Linked DNA regions of Homo sapiens: region 2 is linked to region 1. The links are chromatin loops, found by intact Hi-C in ENCODE. Cell type or tissue: natural killer cell. All regions are shown on one strand. Links, peaks and the distances in the headings refer to the core of each region. The heading gives the core; the rest is flanking DNA.

Evidence for each region. Peaks named below come from ENCODE experiments on the same cell type or tissue, not always from the same donor. Only the 100,000 strongest peaks of a DNase experiment are listed, where the experiment ranks them.
Region 2: a loop joins it to region 1, with 1.8 times the contacts of the local background. A loop is called at or near these places in 27 of 110 quality-filtered maps.

Annotation. Positions count from the first base shown.
Region 1 is chr7:121,437,323-121,440,240 of GRCh38, reverse strand. No RefSeq gene overlaps it. Among named protein-coding and RNA genes, the nearest start is that of FAM3C, 42 kb to the right of the region's middle. RefSeq lists an enhancer at 1,512-1,806. In natural killer cell, for the core only: no CTCF peak of the experiment used is centred there; a DNase peak (open chromatin) is centred at 1,640; H3K27ac peaks cover 1,235 bases.
Region 2 is chr7:121,384,409-121,387,326 of GRCh38, reverse strand. The region is part of intron 1 of FAM3C (FAM3 metabolism regulating signaling molecule C); the gene reads left to right. Among named protein-coding and RNA genes, the nearest start is that of FAM3C, 10 kb to the left of the region's middle. RefSeq lists a silencer at 1,830-2,027. In natural killer cell, for the core only: no CTCF peak of the experiment used is centred there; a DNase peak (open chromatin) is centred at 1,406; H3K27ac peaks cover 1,914 bases.

The sequences.
Region 1 (2,918 bases), core at 97-2,596:
GAGGAATCGCCATGCTGTCTTCCACAATGGTTGAACTAGTTTACAGTCCCACCAACAGTGTAAAAGTGTTCCTATTTCTCCACATCCTCTCCAGCACCTGTTTCCTGACTTTTTAATGATCGCCATTCTAATGGTGTGAGACGGTATCTCATTGTGGTTTTGATTTGCATTTCTCTGATGGCCAGTGATGATGAGCATTTTTTCAAGTGTCTGTTGGCTGTGTAAATGTCTTCTTTTGAGAAGTGTCTGTTCATATACTTCACCCACTTTTTGATGGGGTTGTTTTTTTCTTGTAAGTTTGTTTGAGTTCTTTGTAGATTCTGGATATTAGTCCTTTGTCAGATGAGTAGATTGCAAAAATTTTCTCCCATTCTGTAGATCGCCTGTTCACTCTGATGGTAGTTTCTTTTGCTGTGCAGAAGCTCTTTAGTTTAATTAGATCCCACTTGTCAATTTTGGATTTTGTTGCCATTGCTTTTGGTGTTTTAGACATGAAGTTCTTGCCTATGCCTATGTCCTGAATGGTATTGCCTAGGTTTTCTTCTAGGGTTTTTATGGTTTTAGGTCTAACATTTAAGTCTTTAATCCACCTCGAATTAATTTTTGTATAAGGTGTAAGGAAGGGATCCAGTTTCAGCTTTCTACACATGGCTAGCCAGTTTTCCCAGCACCATTTATTAAATAGGGAATCCTTTCCCCATTGCTTGTTTTTTTCAGGTTTGTCAAAGATCAGATGGTTGTAGATGTGTGGTATTATTTCTGAGGGTTCTGTTCTGTTCCATTGGTCTATATCTCTGTTTTGGTACCAGTACCATGCTGTTTTGGTAACTGTAGCCTTGTAGTATAGTTTGAAGTCAGGTAGCGTGATGCCTCCAGCTTTGTTCTTTTGGCTTAGGATTGTCTTCACAATGCGGGCTCTTTTTTGGTTTCATATGAACTTTAAAGTAGTTTTTTCCAATTCTGTGAAGAAAGTCTTTGGTAGCTTGATGGGGATGGCATCGAATCTATAAATTACCTTGGGCAGTATGGCCATTTTCATGCTATTGATTCTTCCTATCCATGAGCAGGGAATGTTCTTCCATTTGCCTGTATCCTCTTTTATTTCGTTGAGCAGTGGTTTGCAGTTCTCCTTGAAGAGTTCCTTCACATCCCTTGTAAGTTGGATTCCTAAGTATTATATTCTCTTTGAAGCAATTGTGAATGGGAGTTCACTCATGATTTGGCTCTCTGTCTGTTATTGGTGTATAAGAATGCTTGTGATTTTTCCACATTGATTGTGTATCCTGAGACTTTGCCTAAGTTGCTTATCAGCTTAAGGAGATTTTGGACTGAAACGATGGGGTTTTCTAAATATACAATCATGTCATCTGCAAACAGGGACAATTTGACTTCCTCTTTTCCTAATTGAATATCTTTATTTCTTTCTCCTGCCTGATTGCCCTGGCCAGAACTTCCAACACTATGTTGAATAGGAGAGGTCAGAGAGGGCATGGGTCCCACACCCACGAAGCCTCGCTCATTGCTAGCACAGCAGACTGAGATGGAACTGCAAGGCGGCAGCGAGGGTGGGGGAGGGGCGCCTGCCATTGCTGAGGCTTGAGCTGGTAAACAAAGCAGCTGGGAAGCTCGAACTGGGTGGAGCCCACCGCAGCTCAAGGAGGCCTGCCTGCCTTAGTAGACTCCACCTCTGGGGGCAGGGCATACCCGAACAAAAGACGCAGAAACCTCTGCAGACTTAAATGTCCCTATGTGACAGCTTTGAAGAGAGTAGTGGTTCTCCCAGCATGGAGTTTGAGATCTGAGAACGGACAGACTGCTTACCTTCTTATTAAAAAGATTTTGGATGCTGACCAAAAGTAATATCTGTGGTCAAGAAGGATTAGGGGAACTATCTTTATCTAGTCAGAGACCAGAGACCCTCTCTTTTATCTGGTCAGAGATCCTCCTTTTCTGCACCATTTTCTAATGGAATGTATAAAATGTGAAGCTACGTATACTTGTACTTGTTACAACAGAGAGAGCAAGTTCATCTCTGTAAATTACTAAGATAAGTAAAGGAAAGAATGTTAACTGAAACTATTAATCATGAGTTGAGAACTGAGAGAGTTCCAGAGAAGAGTTGTCATAGCACTAAGTGAAAGCCATTTATCAATGTGGAAGGCATGAGTGCAAATATGTAGGGAGGCTCTTCATATAAATAAAAAGGAAAGGATCTGCACCCTGGAGGAAGGTTCCAGCTGATATGATAAGGGGGGTGACTTCATATATCAGATCATCCATTTGAGGAGATAAAAATCTGGAATAATGTGCCCCAAGACAGACTCCCTCTTCAGAATTCTGTGAAGGTGCCTTCTTTAGAGCCACTTGGAGTTGTCTTGTTCCCTTTCGGGTTTTTTTTTTTTTTTTTCCTAAGACGAGGTCTCACTGGAGTGCAATGGCACGGTTATAGCTCACTACTGCAGCCTCCAACTCTTGAGTTCAAGCAATCCTCATACCTCAACCTCCTGAGAAGCTAGGACTACAGGTGGACACCACCATGCCTGACTAATTTTTATCATTTTTTTAGTCGAGACGAAGTCTTGCTATGTTGCCCAGGCTGGTCTCAAATACCTGGGCTCAAGCAATCCTCCTGTCTGAGCCTCCCAAAGTGCTGAGATTACAAGCATGAGCCACTGCACCTGGCCTGGCCTGTTGTCTTTAGGAATCCTTATTGTATCACCTTTCTCCCCTTCATTTCGTTCCTCTATCTTTTGTTCTTCAGAGAAACACAGGGGTGTGGGAAATAATAAGCAACCCATTAAGCAGTCATTTAAAGAAGCCAAGTTCTAATTTTTTCTAGATTCTTAAGATCATATTGGCACTATTTGTCTAACAAAGAAAGTTAATTGCAACCTTAATATAGTTTTTAAAATTACTTA
Region 2 (2,918 bases), core at 129-2,628, 53 kb after region 1:
TCCTTTATTTTTAAATTTTATATTTTTATTTCTTTTTATTAGGGGTTGACAAAGTACAACCCCTAGGCCTGTATGGCCCACAAGCCAAAACTGGTTTTCACATTTTTAAGTGGGTTGAAAAAAAATCAAAAGAATAATTTTGTGACACATGAACATTTTATGAAATTTAAATTTCAGTGTCTATAAAGAAAGCTTTATTAGAATATAATTAGACTCATTCGTTCACATGTTGGCTATGGTTGCTTTCTAGCTACAACTGCAGAGTGGCGTAATTGCAGTAGAGATTGTATGGTCCATAAAGCCTAAAAATATTTACCATCTGGCCCTTTTATAGAAAGAGTTTGCCAACAGTTGCCCTGTTTTACTCACATAAAAGTAGTTATTTATAGCAAACACAGTATTTTTTAAAAAATACCATGCTTTTGTTTGTAAATGCAACATCGGAGTAACCTACCCTAGTGACTCTTTGAGTTGTAGCATTCTTTTGATTTTAGTATTATCTCATTTTTCTCTTTTACTTTAAATGCTCTGGGGATAAAAATTTAATTTTTTACATTCTGTTCTTGAGGGGGTCTGTATTAGTCTGAGTTCTATAGAAAAACAGAACCAATTACATATATATATATATATATATGTGTGCGTGTGTGTGTGTATGTATAGATATAGCTCTAGATATATAGACATATATTCCTTATAATACATGTGGAGATAGCTTCATTTATATACAGGTATATGATTTGTATGTGCGTGTTTGTGTGTGTGTGTGTATATGTTTATTATAAGGGATTGGCTCATGAGATTATGAATGCTGAGAAGTCCAAGATCTGACAAGTTGGCAAGCTCTGACAGTCCAGGAGAATGAATGGTATAGTCTGGTCTGAGTCTGAAGGCATTGTCTCAGTTTAAAGATAGGCAAAGAAGGCGAATTCTCCCTTACTTATTAGAATCCCTTATTATTAGAATCATGGGAACTTTCTAAGTTGGTTGGGTTAAAATTGTCATTTGTCCAGCACTGAGTTGAAGTAGGATTGAATTGAATGATAGTTTCTCTATTTGTAGAGGATAACTTGTGGTATTTTCCTGTGGTTTAATTAAGTGCTGTTTGTTAATATTAAGTAGGTACATCAAAGGGTGTATTTGTACGTTTAATTTTCTTGTATCATTTCCATTTCAAGGAGGGGTTCCAATACCCAAGCTTAGTCATTTTGCCATACTGTTGAATTGCTGGAGTGGGTAGTTTGTAGCAATTCCCAAAGCAGTTTGCAAAAGCCAAGTTGATTGGCATGACATTTTGTCAACAAGCCTCTTATATTAGAGTGTGTCAGTGAACAGCTGGAGTGAAAAGGAAGTGGATTTGTTTGTAGCGTGAGCTTCTTACTTACCCTTCATGTGACCCTAGAGAAATCCCCTGATCTCATATATGCTGCTGTTTTAATGCCCCCAGCAACTAGAGGCTGGTGGGAAGATTACATAAAATAAGGGTGTGTGTGAATTGCACTGACATAAGTATGTATTCATACTTGGTTTATGTTAACTGGCAAGAAATCCCCCTCCTGGTAAATAATTTTTTATGACAATTTTGTCAATATAGAGTGATGTTTCTGTGGTTTATGTGATTTAGTCCACTTCCCAAGGAAATAATGGAAGTATCACTTGACCTTTGATTTTACTCTGTTGTTCCTGAAGTTAATTTATTCTAGAACAATGACTCCTTATTCACATAGTAGCTTGATTTCTACCTGAGTAATAAAACTTCACTAAATTAGATCAGAGTAGATAGTGGGGCCAAAGGAATGTTTAAATTGTCAACCATGTAAAGAAGTTTAGTACGTCCATCTGAGGCCCTAGTTCAGGCGCTCTTTCCAGCTGCAGTGTTTCATTGTCCAGCGACATTGTGGTGGCTGTCCTTGCTGTTGAATCTCAGGTGATTATGAACCTTACATATTAGCAACTGGATTTGGTTCAGTGACATATATTTATCAAAAACACTAAAACAAATTTTGGCCTATGTAACACTTTTTGGAGCAAATGTATAAATGTACTAAGTTGAGTTTTGGGGTTTTTTTTCCATCCTAAAAATATCCTTCTGTGACTCATTTTCTGGTTTTGGTAAGTGGCTCTAATATCTATATTTCTACCTTTTAATGAACATACTTATATATAAGCCCTTTCGCCTGTTGCCTCTAGATTTAGAGTTCTGAATTTCTAGCAAAGGCCTTTTTCTCCCTTTACTATTGTGCTCCTTTTCTCTGGACCTGTTCAATCCTTGTTTAATTATTGATGGTTTTCAGCCTGAAGTTTCCATTAAGTTTTTGCTTCCCTCACCCATACAAGATAATTGTATGTAAATATTTTCTTTGCTTTTACATGCCCCCTCTAAGAAGACAAATAGGAATGATTTAGAATTAGCACATTATCATCATACATAGATGCTCCTTGATTTGCTCTCAAATATATTCAATACTCCTATCCTGATGTAGATTCTTGAATCATTAATTTGCTTCTTAAGGAAATTAATTGAGGCATGTTATGGCTGAGATTTAATTTGATGAGATTTTAATTTAGAAATTTTACTAAATGTGAATTCTCTGAGACATTTTAATGGAAAACAGTTGTATTCAGCTAGACAATCATCATTGCTTATATTGTGGTCTTAGGGATGAGTTTAGAAACAGGTTTGTTGGGAGATACAAATGGGTGGCAGGTACATGCAGCATCCACTGCAAGGTGTGGCCTGAGCAGGCCATGGAAACAGTGAAATAGAACATCAAGTACCTGGTGCGTAACTGCTTATCACACTTTCAAAGAAATTTTCCTAGGTCACACTCAGATAAGAGTGAAGTTATTTTGGAAAATTAGCTGGCAGGAAAAGCATGTATATGTTATGAAAGCTGAGTTCAGTTTTGCCAGAAGCCAAC